2 separate regions of the Mus musculus genome follow, and region 2 is linked to region 1. Evidence: chromatin loops called from intact Hi-C (ENCODE). Cell type or tissue: gastrocnemius. All regions are shown on one strand. Links, peaks and the distances in the headings refer to the core of each region. The heading gives the core; the rest is flanking DNA.

What was found. A loop is a pair of places that touch in the nucleus more often than their neighbours do. Peaks named below come from ENCODE experiments on the same cell type or tissue, not always from the same donor. Only the 100,000 strongest peaks of a DNase experiment are listed, where the experiment ranks them.
Region 2: a loop joins it to region 1, with 2.4 times the contacts of the local background. A loop is called at or near these places in 14 of 42 quality-filtered maps.

What each region holds. Positions count from the first base shown.
Region 1 is chr12:69,290,274-69,300,243 of GRCm38, forward strand. Klhdc2 (kelch domain containing 2) reads left to right here and starts at 6,408. Exons shown (of 13, transcript NM_027117.3): 1 at 6,408-6,874; 2 at 9,943-9,970. The coding sequence starts at 6,722. In gastrocnemius, for the core only: no CTCF peak of the experiment used is centred there; DNase peaks (open chromatin) are centred at 5,756, 6,420, 8,236 and 9,196; H3K4me3 peaks cover 3,598 bases; H3K27ac peaks cover 6,745 bases.
Region 2 is chr12:69,192,387-69,202,493 of GRCm38, forward strand. It overlaps Dnaaf2 (dynein, axonemal assembly factor 2), which reads right to left and starts at 6,043. Exons shown (of 3, transcript NM_027269.4): 1 at 4,106-6,043; 2 at 422-565. The coding sequence starts at 5,899. 9330151L19Rik (RIKEN cDNA 9330151L19 gene) reads left to right here and starts at 4,825. Exons shown (of 2, transcript NR_033222.1): 1 at 4,825-5,229; 2 at 5,342-7,482. Pole2 (polymerase (DNA directed), epsilon 2 (p59 subunit)) reads right to left here. Exons shown (of 19, transcript NM_011133.2): 19 at 9,393-9,496. The coding sequence ends at 9,478. In gastrocnemius, for the core only: a CTCF peak has its summit at 5,145; DNase peaks (open chromatin) are centred at 4,812, 5,538 and 6,011; H3K4me3 peaks cover 3,041 bases; H3K27ac peaks cover 2,014 bases.

The sequences.
Region 1 (9,970 bases), core at 1,971-9,970:
GGAACTCAAGCAGGTCAGGGAGCAGGAGCTGATGCAGAGGCCATGGAGGGATGTCCTTTACTGGCTTGCTTCCCCTGCCTTGCTCAGCCTGCTCTCTTATAGAACCCAAGACTACCAGCCCAGAGATGGTCCCACCCACAAGTTTCCCGCTTGATCACTAATTGAGAAAATGCCTTACAGTTGGATCTCATGGAGGCATTTCCTCAACTGAAGCTCCTTTCTCTGTGATAACTCCAGCTGTGTCAAGTTGACACAAAACCAGCCAGTACAGTATTCTACCTATTTCTTGATTTTGATTCCAAGATCAAAAGCATGTTGTTATAAATAGGTTTGGTTCTGATGTGAGTCAACTTCTCAGAATCTAAAAATATTCTTGAACATCGACTTTGAGTGGAAATAAAAGGTAAACACAAAGAATGGAAATGGTTTATCTTCTTGGTTCTTATGAAGGGACTGAAGAACTTGCCCACGCGTGTGTGCTTTTGTGTGTGTGTTATACATTTGCATGTGGATGCATATGTGTACATGTATGTGGATGTGTCCACCAGGAGATGACATGTGCATTTGCCTCAGTTACTCTCCATCTTTTTTTTGAGACTCTGTCTCTCCATGGAGTTTACCAACGCAGCTGAGGTTGGCTAGGGAGTAGGCTCTCGGGAGCTGCTCTCCTCTCTTCCTCCCGGTGCCCAGAGCACAGGCATTCGGGTCTTACAGGTTCTAGGATCTGAATTCAAGTCCTTATGCTTGATCAGTACTTCCCCAACTAAACCATCTCCTTGAGAGCTTAATATATACATATATTTCACAAGATCTCTCTGTAGTCCAAGCTTGCTTCAAACTCATGGCAGTCCTCCTGTCTCAGCCTCTGGAGAGCTGAGGTTGAAAAGAACTATTTCTTCATTTGGAAATTTGATTGCTGTTTAGATAAAATGTCAGTGACTTGTTATAACTTCCTTCATTTCTCCCAAAATTATGTCAGGGTACAAAAACTCAAGTTAAAGATCTCTTAAATTTTATTTTTTAAACAAACTTTATTATTATTAAAAAAAAAAGTCTTGCAAGTAAATACATCACACACCGAAATAAACCAGACCCAAAGTCTGGACAACTAAATGGACTTAGACAGTTTGAGTTGGCAGTCAGAAGGGACGCTGTGAAGCTTCGAATTGAACTTTATGCTTTTGGTATTAAGTGTATTGTATACACTCACCTACCACCTAAACCAAAAAAATCCATGACAAATTAGAACTGGAAAGACGTGTCCGTCGCCTGCATTCAGTCCTTCCTCTTCTGTGTTCTTCTTTTTCTCTTTTCTTCCCTGAAAAAAAAAGTTTATCTTCATTTTTCTAAGCACTTCTAAGAGCTAAGAAGTGTAAAACAAAACAAAACAACCAAGGTAGACAGACTGTGTCTCAGCTGAGACTGCTTTGCTGGAACAAAGCAGTTGAGAGGCCCTAGCCTTTCTATAGGATGAAAGCTGAGCACATTTAGAGAGGCTGGGGCACGCACACACACACACACATCGACATCGACATACACTCATATACAAACACACAGATGTGCACGCACATGCACACACAGCAGGAAGTTACACCTAATTTGGGGGTGGTTTGACTAGGAGCAGGGTGGGTTCTATTTAATACCCAGGCATATTGCTTCTGCAGATGGAGTGGAATGGTCAAGACTGCAGCCATTCTCTCTGGCTAGGGGCTATTGCCCAGTACAGCCTGGCTCAGTCCCTCATGACCTGAGACCGTCATCCAACAAGTTAGTAGTCCACTTCTTATGTATACCAAAGTTTCATTACTTATTCATCTGTCAATAGACAACTGGATTGATTCCAATTCTTTGCTACAATGATTAAAGCATAAATAAGTATGGGATGCAAACGTGTCTATGGTAAGATATAGCATGCCCTGGGTATATGCTCAGGAGGGAAATTGGTGGGTCATACAGTAATTCTATTTTTAATTTTTTTGAGAAATCTCCAAGCTGACTTCTATAATGGCTGCCTTAATATGCATCTCCACCAACAGTGAACAAAGGTTCCTTTCTCTCTTCATCTTCTCCAACATTCGTTGTCAGATTGGTTGATGGTGGCCATTCTGACTGGGATGAGGCACCATCTCAAAGTAGTTTTAATTTGCATTTCCCTGATGGCTAGGTCAATGGAACACTCTTAAAAATAGCTACTGGCCGAGTGTGTTTCTTTTTATTTTTAACTTGCCTATTTGTTGACTAGCAGTTTTATTTCCTTGGTATTTAATTTCTGCTGTTCTCCGTTACTTCTGGATGAGGCGTAGCTGGTACAGATGATGTCCCGGGCCGTGGGCCACCTGTGCTCTGCTGACCGTTTCCTTTGCTAAGCAGAAACTTGACTTTCCTGTAGACCATGTGCTGGTGCTTGGGGCTAGTTCCTGTGCAGTTGGTCCTCCATTTAAAAGGTTCTCTATTCCCTGGTATCTTGAAGGGTATCCTCTGTGTTTTCTTCTAGAAGTTTCAGTGTTCCCTGTTTTAAACTAGGCCTTTGATCCATTTTGGATTGGTTTGTGTGCAGGTGAAAGATAACATGTAGGGAGAAGCCCAGCTTTGGCAGCCCCATTTGTTGAACAGGCTATCTTCTAGTCAGTGCACATTGCCTCCTTTGTCAAAATGTAAGTGAACTCGGCTTTTCAGTTTTATTTCTGGGTCCTCTATTCTTTCCCATTGTTCTGTCTGTCTGATCTCACATCAGTACCAGTCTCTCTCTCTCTCTGTCACTATAGTTCTACAGTATAATTTGAGGCTGGGTATTGTGACACCTCTAGTATTGTTCTTAAGCCTCAGTATTGCTTTGGATATTTGTGATTCCATATGAACTCTTGTATTAACCTTTCTAAACCTGTAAAAAAAATGATATGGCCATTAAAGAGCTTTTACAATCTAGTCTATTTTTCCTATTATTCCTTTTACTGCTCTCGAAACCTGTAATCCACAAACACTTTAACTAAACTTTAAAAACATTTTAAAATCATTTTATCCATATAGCTATTTGTCTGAATGTATGTCTGTACACCAAATGAACGCTTGGTGCCCCTGGAGTTAGCAGAGGGTAGTGGTCCATGTAGGACTGGTGCTACAGCTAGTTGTGAGCTGCCGTGTAGGTGCTGGGAATTGAACTAGAGTCCTCTGGAAGAGCAGCCAGTGCTCTTAACCTCTGAGCCATCTCCCCAGCCCGTTACTTAACATCACTTTTTGTTTTGTAGTCAGCTTTACAGAAGACAACTTGTTCGAAAGGGTGTCAGGGATGTAGCAATTTCCCACACAGATGGAGGAATGAGTTGCATGTTCAAGGCCCTCCTTGTCAATGGGTAAAACAGGAGTGGTGGCACACACTTGGAATCCTAACACTTGTGAGGTAGAGGCAGGGAGTAAAACAGGAGTGGTGGCACACACCTGAATCCTAACACTTGTGAAGTAGAGGCAGGGAGTAAAACAGGAGTGGTGGCACACACCTGGCATCCTAACACTTGTGAGGTAGAGGCAGGGAGTAAAACAGGAGTGGTGGCACACACCTGGATCCTAACACTTGTGAGGTAGAGGCAGGGAGATCAGAGGTTCAACTTCACCTTCAGCTACATTGGTTTGAAGCCAGCCTGGACTTATTTTCCTTTAAGTCTTTTTGTTTTTTTTCAAATCACATGTGCCAGTTTGTGCTAGCTCTGTGTCTAACTTTCCTCTGCCCCACCCACTCCTATCTGAAAGTGGAGGCACCCTGGGGCTGTTCTGGCTGGGACAGACAAGGTTACAGAGCATAGAGGATACAGTCTATCTTCCCGACCAGCTTTTACTCTCCTGAGATGAGGTTTGCATTCTTTGTACACAGGCCCTCCTCGAGCTTGCTGGCCAGCAGCTGTCCACCCCCTCCACTGACCACACTGTACACACACCAGCTCCTTACCTGCACAGGTTGAGCCCTTCATCTCCACTCTTCTGCCTGGACTGCAGCAGAAAGTCTCACTAGCTACAGTCTTGTGCTGGAGTTCCAGGCTCTCTCTCTCTCTCTCTCTCTCTCTCTCTCTCTCTCTATATATATATATATATATATATATATATATATATATTCTCTAAAGTGGAAATGGCTTGTAACAGCATCTTTTCTTGGCCAGAAGATGCAATTGTTATCTCTGAGGCATCCTTATCACTTGGGTCTGCTAACCTAAACTTAGTCCTGGAATCTTCTAGCCTCCCTACAATCTAATCTAGGCCTAGAATGTTTTCAGCCTCTGAGACTTACTGCTGAATTAAACTCACCTTCTCTAGTTCTTTCTGAGTTCTGGTTGGTTCAACTCAGCTGTTCTGATTCAAAACTCCTCTCCAAGCTGACTGATTCAATCTCAGTTCTTTTTTTAAAAATTTTTATGTATTTATGTATTTGTATATTTATTTATGTATTTATTCATTTATTTATTATATGTAAGTACACTGTAGCTGTCCTCAGATACTCCAGAAGAGGGCATCGGATTTCATTAAGGATGGTTGTGAGCCACCATGTGGTTGCTGGGATTTGAACTCAGGACCTTCAGAAAGCAGTTGGCACTCTTAACGACCGAGCCATCTCGCCAGCCCTCAATCTCATTTCTCTTGGCTTCTCCTGATTGCTCTGCTTGGCCTCATAACTAACTTTGGCGACATGTTCTAATCTTCTGCTCCTTCTCATTCTCTGGCTTTCTGTCTTCACCTGTGGCTAGCATGTTCTCTCTCTGCAACTTGTCTCTGTACCCTCTCCAAGTAAAGCTGCCTCTTCTCTCTCTCTGCACTGGCCCTTGAGGAGTTCCCCTTTCCTCTCCTTGTGAGCGTTGGGTACATCCTGTTCTATCAAATCTTTCTCTGATCTGCCACTATGTCTGCTATTCAACTAAACATCACTTTCAAACATGGGTGCTTCCTTCTACAAACTAACTTTACCTTCATCATTTGAGATTAAAGTGTGTGCTAAGGGTGTGTCTGTATTCCAATCAGAGTAGCCATGTTGCTGGATAAAAATCCTTCTACAATGGCCCAGGACTATTTGTAACTATTGATAGTCTCATGGAGTGACAGAAGTCTAGTCTCTTGAGGACAAGGGACAGCAGTGGCTCTGTGGTGTAGATTACCTTCATCTGGCTTCTGTGGCAAGATTCTCTGGGATGCTAACTGTTCTTGTTAACTGAAGTGTATCCGTCCAGAACATGGGTTTTGTGCTTAAAAGCTCACTCTGAGAAAGGCTCGTTGCTACACTGGGATCCCAAACTAATAAAGACTTTCTATTGCCTTAAGTTCATGTCTGAGCTGTCCTCTCTAGTGGCTATCCCCACAACACCATCAAATTTTTCTTGCAAACAATAATCACGAGGCAGTAAAATGTGTCCAAGTGCAGCTCATCTGGAATAAGGCTGATCTGTGGAGGAATATCCACTTGCATGCTCCTGACCCCTAGGGCAAGGTGATTTCCACTGTTGGACGATCAGTTGCTCACCACAAACCTCAGCTTAGTGCAAATTGGTCATTCACATTACAGCAGATTTGCAGTGTGAGAGGTTGTGGCCAACAGTGAGAGATGTCTTCTACCCGCCAAACATGAAACTGATGCTAGATTTTCTTCTCCAGTGTCATCCAGCACGAAGTGGCTGGTGGAAACGCTGCCAATCTCTTTTTGACAGTATACACCCTGGGCAGCAGCAGGAAGGCCATTTCTCTCTCTGACTGTCTCTTGCAATGGCAGTGAGGAAGGCCCCCCTCAGCACAGCACCAAGGGCACTGGACATCTCTTGCATGGCAAAATTGCCCCAGGGAGACCTGGATGAATCTGGTCAAGAAACAGAATCTGCCTGGTGGAGCACACCTTTTATCCCAGCGCTTTAATCTCAAACCCCAGACCCTTAACTCTTGTGTTTCAGCAAGTACATCTCCAGCAACTGGTGAGAGTTTCAAAGAGAAAAGCTTTTTTTGGTCGTTTTTGTTAAGTGTGTATTTTGCTCAGTATATATTTAGCAGTCCCAAAACGAAGAGAGGGAGAAAGAAAAAAAAAAAAGACAAGATGAGCAGCACGGAGAGCCACCATTTAAATGAGGAGCCTGAAGTGTTTTCCAGACCAGCCTTATTTTATGGGCGAGGAATTGGGTTTAAATAATTCGTAATTTTCATTTGGCCTCTTAGAAGCCCAGATTGTGAGTCTGGGATTCGCATTCTTTCCCCAAGGGTGGGTTGTTATGGTTTAGGAACTATCCAGGCCAGAGCACCCTGAGGCGGGAGGACGGATGTTGGGAGGACTCAGATGCCCAAGGGCCCGACTGGGAGGACTACACAGCAGTAGGACAGCACTGCGGTGGGACCGGACGACGGGAGGCTCAGCAGCGCAGGGGGCGAGAGCGCTTCCGGAGCGTGGGGACAGTGTCCGCTGCGGACGACTTCCGGCGGCGGCATAAACAAGGCCCCGGCGGCCGGAGGCGGGGCGGGCTGCGAGTGCGAGCCCCGTCGGCCGCTCTCCCGCTCTGAGCCAGGACCCGGCCGCGGCGCGGTCCCCGCGAGACCCGCAGCCGCTGTCGGCGCGCGCCCCAGCGCTCGTCCCGGAGGCGGAGGCGTAGCGCAGGACAGGCGGGTCGTCAGCGCTGGCTGCGCGCCGCGGTCCACCGCTCCGCTTTCCTTTGTCTCCCGTCTGCGGGGCCGGAGCGGTCTCGGTGGCCAGCGGTGCAGCCTCAAGATGGCTGATGGCAACGAGGATGCTCGAGCGGAGGATCTGCCGGGCCCGGCCTTCGAGAACTACGAGGCCATGGAGCTGGCCTGCCCGGCTGAACGCAGCGGCCACGTCGCTGTCAGCGATGGGCGCCACATGTTCGTCTGGGGCGGCTACAAGGTCAGTAGGGCGGAGTGGGCACGATCGCCGCCGCGGCTCTTGCTCATTCAGGAGAGCATCTTCCCGCCCTGCCCTGGTGGATTCGGGGATCCTGGGCTATTGTCACCGCTCTCTTGAACTTATGAGTCAGCCTATCCCACGCACCCCCTACGCATTGTCTTTGGAGTGAGCGGAGCGAGGTTCTGTTATTGTGGGTCGCGTAGCGGGTGACTGTGGCCCGAGGTACGGAAAAGGGTGGGGGCGAGGGTGTGTGAGAATCACTCATATACCTTTGGGCCCGGTCGCCCGGAGCTGGGGCCATTTAGCCGACAGACACTATATTCAACAATATTGTCACTGTGTGAACCAAGGCCACAGGAATCGCTTGCTCAACCTCCCCGAAGGTGTAACGGTGTCATCAACACCTGTGCAGATGCCCCCACCTATCTATTGTTTGAACGCAGGGCCATTTTTCTTAACTGGTCTCAGCTGAGAAAGGATTGCTCCTCAGTAGGCCTTACTGCGGATTTTAAAGGAAAAAATAGCCAGTGAATCCCCAGCAGCGTATGTAATTGGAGTGCAGGCCTTTGGACTTTGTGACCAAGTATCTTTTTAGTCATTTGCATTGTTTTATACCGCGAGCTGGGGAATACTGCTCAGTTACCTCCTTAAACCGCTGCTCACTGGTTCTTCTGTACTGGTTTTAGAATTCCATGATACACTCACTCTAGTTCTTGGATTTCATGTGGTGCACACTCATTTGAGCCATTTGACCTAAAACTATTTTAGTGTTAAAATGACGCCCCCCCACCCCCCTTGGGAAGTCCAGTTCTCTGCGCCTGTGGTTTGCTTAAGGACTCTAATAGCTTATAGTACTGACGACCTGATCATAGGTGGCCATTTTGAGACAACTGTCCCATACCTTGTCGGTTTAACCATTAGTTATTTTGCCAGCGTGAATTAATGCATTCTGTTGTCCCTGGCTTCCAGGAATCAGGTATTTAGAGGTCGATGTCGAGAATTCTAGAGATTAGAGAGCAGGTGTGTAGTGACTATAGTAGAGAGCAGGTGTGTAGTGACTATTATTTATTTATTTATTTATTTATTTATTTATTTTTGGTTTTTTGAGACAGGGTTTCTCTGTGTAGCCCTGGCTGTCCTGGAACTCACTCTGTAGACCAGGCTGGCCTTGAACTCAGAAATCTGCCTGCCTCTGCCTCCCCAGTGCTGGGACTAAAGGCGTGCGCCCCCATGCCAGCTGTGTAGTGACTATTATTAAAACATAAATTCCAGGGGTGGAGAGGTGACTCAGTGGTTACCAGCATTGGCCACATTTCTGGGTTGGACTCTTAACACCCCCATGGCCACTCACAACTGTAATTCCAGTCCCAGGGGATCTCATGTCCCTCCTTTGGCCTTTCTGGGCACTGCACCCCAGGGATGCACAGACAGGCATGCCGGCAAAACTAATCAACTTCAATAAACCTTTTCAAAATATAAATGTCCTTTGAGGAAGGTAGACCTGTTGGTCAATCACACTTTGGTCTAACGTATGTTACTCATAATTCTGTTTGTGAACACTAGCATTGAGCCACTGTCATGGAGTTTGGCCTTGGACTCTTTCCAGATCTGGCTGTTCCCACCACCCAAGTGTTGACATGGGCATGAGACCCTTCTGAAGGGCATGGAGAAATGGTCAGAGTGGAAAGTTCCTCTCTTTCTTTCTTAAGATTTATTTATGTATATGAGCACACTGTAGCTGTCTTCAGACACAGAAGAGGGGGCACCAGATCTCATTACAGATGGTTGTGAGCCACCATGTGGTTGCTGGGATTTGAACTCAGGACCTCTGGAAGAGCAGTCAGTGCTCATAACCACTGAGCCATCTCTGCAGCCTGTGGGCATTTTCTGATGGTTAGTTTATAAGGTCCTTCCAGCAGGGAGAGGAGGAGAGCTTCATGGCTAGCTGCTCCATTACCGAACCATTAGTAGTCACTCATTTTCAGTGAAGGCCAGTTTTTATCCCTGTGAGATAGTGGCCAGGGAGGAGGCAGGGATGAAATAAGGCAGTGTGCACAGGAAAGGGGGACTCCTGGGCTCGCCACTGCTTGCTGAGTAGCCTGAGGCAAATCTTGTAATAACTCGTTGTTAGGATTAAATAAGGGAATTTGAGGCCCTATGGTAAACCTGGTCTTTGTTAGAGTTAACATCTGAAGGGTTGAAGACCGGAACAAGGACACAGCTGACCGAAGACTCAGGATTTGCACAAGCAGTTTTGCCCTCAGAATGAGTGGATGAACCGGAAGCTTGGCTCGAGCAGCCTGTTAGCGTGGGTGGGGCTGCGAGTCCTCCAAAGTCAGGTGACTGAGAGCAGGGCCACGGTCTGTTCAGGAGCCGGCTGGACAGCAGCTCGCAACAGTGCGGGTGACTCCTGTGGGGGAGGAGTGGGGTTAAATGACCCTTGCTCGGGGCTGCCTAAGACCATTGGAAAACAGTTATTTACATTACACAACAGTAATAAACATACTGTTCTCATAACAGTAGCAAAATACAGTTACAAAGTAGCAACAAAAATAATTTTATGGTTGAGGGTCACCACAACTTGCGGAACTGTATTAAAAGGCGTGGCATTAGGAAGGCTGAGTGCCACTAACTCCCCAGGGGGCCCTTGTACTATTTGCAAGGATTGTAACAAAAGTTGGACTGCAGATGTGTCTGCATTAAGATTTTTTTGTATGTGCCTGAGTCCTGGAGACTGCATTTAATATTTATCTGTATACAAAAATTACTTTTATATGATCAGTATCATGAATAGTATCTCAATAAGGTAGGAAAGGATCCCAGAAAATGCCTCTTTAGCAACATCAGTTACTGGGCCAGGGAGCTGTTCAGTGCGTAGCCCACTCGATGCACAGCCCTGGTGAGCTGAGTGTGACCCCCAGACCCCTGTAAAGATGGGAGGTTAGAAGTGACTCCAGAACACCGTGGCACATGTGTGTTCCATGTTACATACATACTCCAACACATTAGTGCAAATTAAAAAGAAAATGTCAGTTGTTTATCTTTGTAATCTTTCTTATTCTTCATAGAGTAATCAAGTGAGAGGATTATATGACT
Region 2 (10,107 bases), core at 1,052-9,051, 99 kb before region 1:
TTGCCTTGTGTGAGTCTTAAATGCTTTTGCTGTGTGTGGTGCTCTTATAAATGTTACACAGACTATAAGATTCTGGATTTCAAACCACAGCAAGACAAACTGCTAAAATTGTCTAACTGTAAAATTCTGACTCTAAGATTCATTTGCAAGTTCAATTGCTGTTTAGTAACTATTAAATTCATCTGACTTTTTAAATCTCTCTGGTGTTTACTCACAGTAAAATGATTTGTAACATGAAAATAAAAATGTTTTATTATATAGTAGACATGCAGACAGAAGTCTTACCACCACACTCTGCCCACCCATTATGTACATGTTATTTCAAATTCTGATGTCAAAAATTGAAGAACTGCAGTCATTTGGCCAACAGTCACTGGTATTGCCGTCAGTCACTATTTTTGACTGCCCTCTAAGCTCTTACCTCTGCATGGATCTGAACCTGCTCATCAGTGGCCTGAAGAACCTCAATCAGCGGTGGGGCCAGAGACCTTGCCTGCTTCAATGGGGAGCAAAGGACCTCTTCAAGAAACCCATTAACATTTTCTTCATTGATAAACAATCTTTCCTAAAGTAAAGAAGAAAAAAAAATCTAGTATTGCCCAGAATATAACTAATATGAAAAACATGTATTCATGAGATCTACCTAAAAAGAGAAAGGAAAGCCAGGCTTGGTGGTGCACACCTTTAATCCCAACACTCGGGAGGCAGAGTCAGGTGGATTTCTGAATTTGAGGCCAGCCTGGTCTACAGAGTGAGTTCCAGGACAGCCAGGGCTATACAGAGAAACCCTGTCTCAAAACACCAAAGAGGAAGGAAAACGTCTTGGTGCTTTTCCTGAGTTTACTAAAGTAGAGCTGTGCTTTTCCTACGAGGATGAGCTTACAAACAGCATTCTTCTTTCATTTCTCCCAAATATATATAGTGTCAGAGGTAGCCCAGGGGAGCCTCTGGGTACCTGCTGGTGATCCTTCTGCCTCCACCCCTAAGTGCTGGTGCCTCTTGTTCTGTCTTAGGAATATTCACTGCAAAGGCTATAGTTCAGTCTTCTATTAATTCCTAATGAACCAGCTAAGAAATATACAGAACTAGATCTGTTCAAATAGACCTGCTAAAATTCTTTTTTTTTTTTTTAAAGATTTATTTATTATTATATGTAAGTACACTGTAGCTGTCTTCAGACACACCAGAAGAGGGAGGCAGATCTTGTTACGGATGGTTGTGAGCCACCATGTGGTTGCTGGGATTTGAATTCTGGACCTTCGGAAGAGCAGTCGGGTGCTCTTACCCACTGAGCCATCTCACCAGCCCTTAAAACTGGTCTCTCTCTTTTTTTTTTAAAGATTTATTTATTATATGTAAGTATACTGTAGCTATCTTCAGATACCCTAGAAGAGGGCATCAGATCTCATTACAGATGGTTGTGAGCCACCATGTGGTTGCTGGGATTTGAACTCAGGACCTTCAGAAGAGCAGTCAGTGCTCTTAACCTCTGAGCCATCTCTCCAGCCCCTGTTAAAATTCTTGACTGTAAACTGGATGTAGTGGCACAAACCTCTATTCTCTAGCACCTGGGAAGTAGAGGCAGGAAGATCATAAGTTCAGGGTCACCTTCAGCTACATGGGCTAGCTCAGGCCACCTCAGACCTCTGAAACAAAACGAAGTAAAACACAAAGTTCTTAGCCACAAAAGGGCCAATTACAATATTTAAAAGAAATAAATTCTATTTATTTTTGATTTTTGAAGCAATGTCAGGGTTTAACAAAAATATTTAGTACTGACTCTAGGAACAAGGATAATGGTAAGATAAGGCGCCTCACATCTTTATCAGGATACTCAGGAGGCAGAAGACATGGTTAGCCTCATCTACAACAGAGTTAGTTCCAGGGCAGCCAAGGGTCTAGAGAGACATTCAGGAAAAGAGCGTGAGAACCAAGAGTGGCACTTGGAGAGACACTCTAGAACATGGGTGTGGGCTTTTCAAAGAAGTCACCATATGTTTTATTCCTAAGAATTGAAATACTTTAGTGTATATAGTTATATAGTATAGAGTGAAATATTTTATGTGTATAGAGTTACTTAAACTAGTTTTTAAAAAAATATTTATTTTATTATTATTTTTGAGAATTTCAGAGTTGTATACTGTAATTATATAGTTTCCATCCATCCCTCTTCCTCTTCAATTCCTCCTGTGGACACCCCATTCCTGTAACTTTAATTTTTTAAAAGATTTATTTATTTATTATATATAAGTACACTGTAGCTGTCTTCGGACACACCAGAAGAGGGCATCAGATCTCATTTCAGATGGTTGTGAGCCATCATGTGGTTACTGGGATTTGAACTCAGGACCTCTGGAAGAGCAGTCAGTGCTCTTAACCATTGAGCCATCTCTCCAGCCTAACTAAGTAGTTTTACAACACAAGATTTCTCAACTATTAATAGAGAATTTAAACATCACTATCACCCAAATCCAAACACCATATAATTTGTTTATATTCAGTCAAGTGAGATTTAGCCATTTAACCATATTTAAACTAATTTATAAGATTGGTTCAGTGTTACCTCAAATAAAATTATCTTCTGTGCTTTTATTTAAATAATATTGTAATTACAAAGTAAAGATTATTAGGTGGTCCAAAGAGGGGGGACAAAAATTAGAGATATGTTTCAAGTTATGTTCAATTAAATTAAACAATATTTGAATTTGCAAGAGAACTAATGGATTAGAATAATTTTATATTTAGAGCAATTTGCCTTGCTAACATTTGAGATTCATGGTCTTATATTCATTCATTTATTACCTCTGCTTCATTCTGAAAAAAAGATACACCAAATATTTTGAATTCTCAGGAATTCAAGGAAATATCTATATGGAAATGGTAACTACAGAAAATTCATATTTATCCTAATGACTGATTTTATTATGAGTGGCTGAATTCACTGGCCCTAAAACTTAGTTACTACTTAGGGTGTAAATAAATATGTATTTAGTACTTTTTATGTGTAAAGTGACAATTCTGGCCTTGAAAGCCACGAGTCTCTCTATGACTAGTTTCATAAAAACATATATAGTAATGAAATTACTGTATGTCTCACTACTCCCAATTTTCTTTTTTTTTTAGGACTGTGTCTCACTATAAAACTGGCCTCAAGCTGGGTGTGGTGGCACACGCCTTTAATCCCAGCACTCCGGAGGCAGAGGCAGGCGGATTTCTGAGTTCAAGGCCAGCCTGGTCTACAGTGTGAGTTCCAGGACAGCCAGGACTATACAGAGAAACCCTGTCTCGAAAAACCAAAAAAAAAAAAAAAAAAACTGGCCTCAAACTCATAATCCTCCTGCCTCAGGCTCCTGAACGTTAGGGTGTAACGCTCCTGAACGCATCATTATGTCCGATACTTGGGGCTTGATACAGTATAGTATAAAATAAAAGAACGGGTTTTATGATCCCATTAGCCCCATCACAGGTGATAATAATTAATGGTATAATTATAATAAATCTACTTAAGTCTTCAAATATGCCTTAATCCCACTGTGATTTAGAAAAACATCTAGAAGAAGTGAACTGTTTTGGCAGGCTGGAGCTCAGAGCTCAGGGTTGAACAGTCTACAAAGCTATTGTTGTCTGTGACAACTTGACTTTCTGGGAGGCTGCAGGCCAACACTCTGCCACCGAACTACACCTTAGCCTCTTCACTGTTGCAGTTTACATATAACTTTGATATAAACCTCAAACAAAATTACCAAGTGCCCAATCCACACACACACTTGTTTTTTTGAGACAAGATCTTACTAACTATAGTTATAACCTTTTTCTCAGGAGAGACTGAACCCTCAATTTCTTGCATACATTTCCAGAAGTCTAGAGAGAAGTCACTAAAATCCACTGGTTTTCTAGTCGGTGGACCCCGAGTAAACAGGTGTAATACGGGTCAACCGTGAAGGCTTAAGAGCATCCTTAGGATAGAATACGTGCAATCTTCTCTTTGAGAATGAGCTTAGCCTGCACTGTCATCGTATGAATAGATAGAAAATATTTGTTTATGTGCCTGTAACAAAAAATGTTTAAAGTAAGATAGAGTATTTCAAATAGTGAGAACGGTTACCTCCAAAGACTCCTTGTTCAAGCCACAATACCACTCTCGCCAAAGTCCGTGGCTCTCTGGAGATTTTGCCAGTACTATGACTGCATTATTTAAAGAAACGCTAGTCTCGGGTTCTCTGGTACTCAACTTATTCTCTGGAGCAAACTGCAAAGTGCAGGAATAACCCGAGTCTTGTGTAGAGAAGCACAATTCGTAACCGACGGGGCTTAGATGTCCGTGAAGAGTTTGTGGCAGAATCCCAGGCACTTGGATGAGCAAAGTCAAGGAGTCTTCGTCCTGATTACACTGTAAAGGAGGGCACACGGGTGCGATGCTCTCGGTTCCGGGGTCACCCATGGCTGAGCCCGCGGTGTCGTGGCGGGTCCTCTCCTGCTCCTCATTCGTCTGGACACCGGGGTCTCCGCACAGGGATTCGGTGTCGCCGCCCGGGAAAGCAGAGTAAGGGAGGCTTCGGTCCCCAGGAGAAGTCCCTTTCCCGAGGTCTAGAGGTGCCACCGAGTCCCCTCCGAAGTCCTGCTCCGGTTCGGGAACGAGCTCCCCTTCAGCGTGTGCAGCCCCGGGGTCTGGGGCTCCCACACCGCTCTTCTCCCCGTGGTCAGCTCCGGTTCCATCTGCAGACTCTTCCCGCGCCGCTGCAAAATCGCCCGCGGAAGTGCGGGCTACGTCGTCAGTTCCGGTCTCCTCCGCGGGCTCTTCCGGTGTCGCGGCCGGGGGTTCCTGGCGCGCGTCGGCCAGCGCCACCGGCAGCGTGACCACCAGCTGCCGCCGCGCCTTGTTGTACTGTGCCTTGCCGCGGCCGTCGTCCACCGGGTACGGCAGCGAGAGCCGCAGCCGGTAGTCGGGGTTTCTCGAGTCCAGGCACAGCAGCTTCCCCTTCACCTCCAGCTCCGCCCGCTCGACCGAGCGCAGCAGCGGCAGCTCGATGGTGACCACCAGCTCGTGCGGCACGGTGCTCGGGGCCGCGTCGCGCGAGCAGCGGTAATCCTGGAGGTCTACGTGGTGGCGCTGCACCACGGAGCAGCGCGGCTCCGTGGGCTCTGGGCGCTGCACGGCCTCGGGAGCGGGGGACGCGGGCGAGCGGGCAGTGTTCGCCGCCGCTGCCGCGGGGTAGCGGTATGGATATGGTGGGTCCGGGAAAAGCCCTGGTGGCTCCCCCTCGGGCTGGGCCGGGACGCCCCCGGGTAGGGGCGTGCGGAGCACTGCGGCCTCGGGCATCCCCTTGTACTTGATCTTCAGGGTCTTGGCGTTCCTGCGGTCCAGCCTGACGCCGAACTGCTGCTCCACCGCCTCCAGGGCCGTGGCGTCCAGCATTTCGCGGAAGCGCTCGTGGCTCCGGGCCAGCGCCAGCGCTTCGGGGTGGAAGACCACGTCGTAGACGGTGTAGCGGGCGCCGTTGCGGCCGGCATACTGGCGGCCGGGAGCCAGGCTATAGGGCAGGGACCAGTGGCTGCCAGCTGCCGTGCCGCCGCGCCCCGGGCCGGGCCGGCTGCTAGGTACGCCTACCAGTGAGTTGCTGCACACGTTCACGTAGCAGCGGTGCTCCCCGTCCAGGCTGGTACGCAGCACATGGCCCGGCTCAGGGTGCACGAACCGCACATCCACCCCACGCTCCCGCTCCAGGGCTGTGATCTCCTCCTCGTAGCGCCTCCGGTTCTCGGGGTCCGTGATCTCCGCGGCGTACTCGGAGAACATTCGGCGGAACTCTGGGTCCTGAAAGGCGGAGGTGAACCGCTGCACCTCCTCTCTGCTCAGATCCAAGTCCTCCAGCGCTGAGGAGGCCGCCGCCTTGGCCATGGTGACCCACACGGCCCAATGCCCAGACCCAGTGAAGGATCAGGGTGAATTGAGTGTCTAGGATGCGCTTCAGAGTCTGGCTCATGGAGAACTGACCAGTCCAAGAAGGTAACGGCTGGATTGTCAAGGCCGGGCAGCGCGTGCTTTGTTGCCATAGTAACGCCTGGGAGGAGGGGCAGCGATCTGGTAGAAATGCTAGAAATAGGCTCCACTGTTACTTCAAACCAAGCAGACACTACCTGCTACAGGTTTTAAATTACTGTGTCAGGATACGTGTACTTTGCAGTCTATTGTGGTAACTGTCCTCATCTTCAGCGCTGTGTCTTTATCTTATTAACTGTTTAATTTCACCAACAAGAGAGAAGTTTACTAGCTAATTCACAAACCTAACTTTATCTGACTCTCTTTACTTTGTGGAACCAACGTTAGTAAACCCTTACCATTTTCAGGTATTCCACCTTATAGTTGTCTCCCAGAAACCCTTGGGGGCAAAAGATGACAAAACAAATCCCAGAGATTAATAAGCATCAGAAAGGTGTTCGCTTTTTATAATGTAAATGCAAGCTCTCAAATCACTTAGCAAAATTACAGTTTGTCCTGATCAATTTCCTTGGGTTGAGAATAGAATTTATAACTGCGCTTTTTTTTTAAACTAGATATCCTTAGATTGACTCTGTAGTCTCTTAACAATGCTCCACTAGGAACCAATGCAGCAGATGTAGTAGTTACATAATGGAACTTTACTGTGCCAGACTATAGAAACTTGGTTTTGTTACAGGGCTAGGTGTGGGATCCAGGACTTCCCACCTGTGGCCTGAGCTGTACCACTGAGCCACACACCCAGGTCTAGGGTATGGTTACTTATTGATTGCTGGGCAGTCCCAGACCTGTTTTACAAGTGCAGCATTTAGCAGTTTATACTGGCATTACTGCAATCACAAGACCTTTCCCAGGCTTCTCTCTTATGCCTCCTCCTTTTGTGGGAGGGAATGTCCACAGAACCACACCCAGGGCCTCACACCTGAGACAAGCATTCTTTCCACCAATCTGCAGGCCTTCCTCTGTTACATTTTAAGTAGACTGTCCCAAGATTGGGATGACACCTCATCTCCGTTATGCCATCTCTTTCACATGCTAAATATATGTACTCAACTACCATGGTGACTCTGAGTTCAAGGCCAGCCTGGTCTGCAGAGCAAGTTCCAGAAAAGCCAAGGAATCCAGAGAAACGCTGTCTTGAAAACCCAAAACAAGTAAGTAAATAAAACTCAAATAACCAACTTCTGTTTCACATTCTAAGCTTATAGACTCATCAACTGTCCATCAGATGTCTCCATTTGAGTAATAACTGCTTAAGCCCCAGAGGCCTGAAATGGCGTGACTTCCCTTCCTCTTTCATTTTCAGCATTCCAAATTCTTGTTCTTTACTTTCTTTGCCCTTCCTCTGTCAGCTTCCCTATTCATGGACTTGCCAGTGCTGCTCATCTTCCCTCTTAAATGTCATCTGTTACTGGATCAGTCTGCGTCAGATATTTATTGCGTACTCTACCTGTGTAAATAAATAATGTACTTTTTGAAATTTTATCATTGTATATGTGCATGCATCCACCGTGAACGCATGTGTAGGTCAGAAGACAACTGGGAGTTCCTCTCTCCCAGCGTGGGTCCCAGGAATGGGACTCCGGGGGTTAGGCTTGTGCACAGAAAATGCTTTTATTCACTAAGCCATCCTGCCAACCTGGTAACATAATGTTAAACCACTAGAAGAAAGAGAGAGAGAGAGACAGACAGACAACTTTTGTAGGGCTGGAGAGATGGCTCAGCAGATAGGAGCAGGCACTGGCTGCTCTCGGAAAGGACCTGGGTTAAATTCCCAGCACCCACATGGCAGGTCAGAACTGTCTGTAACTCCAGTTCCAGGGATCTGACACCCTCACACAGATATACATGCAGGCAAAACACCAACACACATAAAAATTAAAAATCCATGCTGTAAAGCACACTGGCAGGCACTCTCTTATGTTGGGAAAATATGTTAGAACAATCATTTGGGGAAATTACTGTTGAATATAAACGCATATAATGAAAAAATTCCATTTGAGGTATACATCCAACAGAAACATCACGTGCGTGCTAGATGTGTTTGTGTACACATACACACACTTTAAAGACTTATTGTTAATTGTGTGTATATGTGCAGGGGAATGCAGGTGCCCACCAAGGACAGAGAAGAGTAAGTCATATTCCTTGGTGTTGGATTATAGGTAGTTGTAAGCTATCTACTGTGGTGAAAGAATCAGTAAATCCTCAAGAATTGGTTACCTATTTTAAGTATAGAGCTAAACACCCAGCCCTCTTCCTCCTTTTTGAGACAGGATCTAAGTCCTTATCTTTGCCCTTCTTTCTTGGACCAATCACTCCCAAACCCAGGTTTTTGTTCATAGTAGGTTATCCTGTCTTTGGAATTGTTATAGCAGCACAGAAAAGTGAAACACATGATTCAAAGTAAACTATGGGGCTGGGGCTTAGTCGGTGAGCTCCCAGTCCCATCCTCAGCATAACAAAGCTAAACGGCAAAAGCCGCATGCTCTGTAAGTTTAAAAACGAGGATGGGAATAGTCAGGTGTGGGCGGCACATGCCTTTAATCCCGGCACCAGGAAGACAAAAGTTGGTGGATCTCTGTGAGTTCAAGGCCAGCCTGGTCTACAGAGCAAGTTCTAGGACAGCTAGGACTATATAGTGAAACCTTGTCTTGAAAAAACACACACACACACATACATACATACATACATACATACATACATACATACATACATACCCAGGGCTGCATAGTGAGACGTGTCTTGAAAAACTAGGTGGACAGACAGACCTACTGACCCACCTACCCTATGGGAACAATAGTTAAAAATTTCCACTGTCCAAAGGCAATTATTGGTAATTATGTAGTAAGTACATCAATACTCCAAAAACAGATTTTTCTCAACTTTGTAAGAAGAAATTTTGTGACTAAACAATTTAAAAAAACCTGTTAATATATTACTAGAGTTAACTGTGGTTATGTAGTTATTATATAACCCAAGCTAGATTATAACAATTCACAAAATTTCCAGTATTTACTTTTTTACAATGAACTGGAGTGTAACTAGCATGGAAGTAAGGAAACAAGTGCAGATGTGTGAGTAGATTATATCTTAAACATATCTGTAGGTGGCTGGCGAGATGGCTCAGCAGTTAAGAGCACCGACTGCTGTGAAGGTCCTGAGTTCAAATCCCAGCAACCACATGGTGGCTCACAACCATCAGTAATGAGATCTGATGCCCTCTTCTGCAGTGTCTGAAGACAGCTACAGTGAACTTACATATAATAAATAAATCTTTAAAAACAAAAACATGTCTGTATTTTTGAGACTGCACAGAAAATTTTCTATAAAACTTTCTGAAGTATAACACAGTACCAAATTTTCATAAACTACAATGTGTAGAACATTTTAAGGTTTATCATAAGTTTATTACAATTTAATATACAAAATACATAAGATAAAAATAAGAAAATTCATTTCATATATTCTCATCGATCTCAAAAGCCCTGAAGTTTGCTGAAATAGAAAAATAAAGCAGTAAATTATTGCTCATTTCTTAATACTCAGTTGTAGTTATGTTTAGAGACAGGTCAATTAATACATTTACATTATTGCAAATTCAAGAGGAAACACTAAAAATGTATCTCGTGGCCAGCTTGTTCCCCTAAAGAGAGATCTTTATTAAAGTAGTCTGATCAAAAAAGGAAGGATTGCTCCAAGCCAATGCTCAGAAAAACAAGCATAAGAAACGGAAGCTGAGTGTGATGTGTCACATTTCAGAGACTGGGGTAAGACTGCAAGTTCAGGCACGCCTGTGCTACCCTCAGAAATACAAGGGTGGGAATATAGCCAGTTGGTAAAATTCTCACCTAGTACGTCCAAGTCCCTGAGTTCAATCTGTAGCAGTGTGGGGTGGGGGTTATGCTTTAAAATTACATACTCCAAAAACTCGGTGTAGTGGCATATGCCTATGATCCAGCTACATAGTGAGACCCGGTCTCCAAAAACAAAGTAGTGTAGGAGCTGGAGAGGGAGTTTAAAACCCTGATGTTCTTGCAAAGGACCAGAGTTCAGTTCCCAGCATCCACATCAGGCAGTGCACAATGGCCTGTGACCCCAGATCCAGG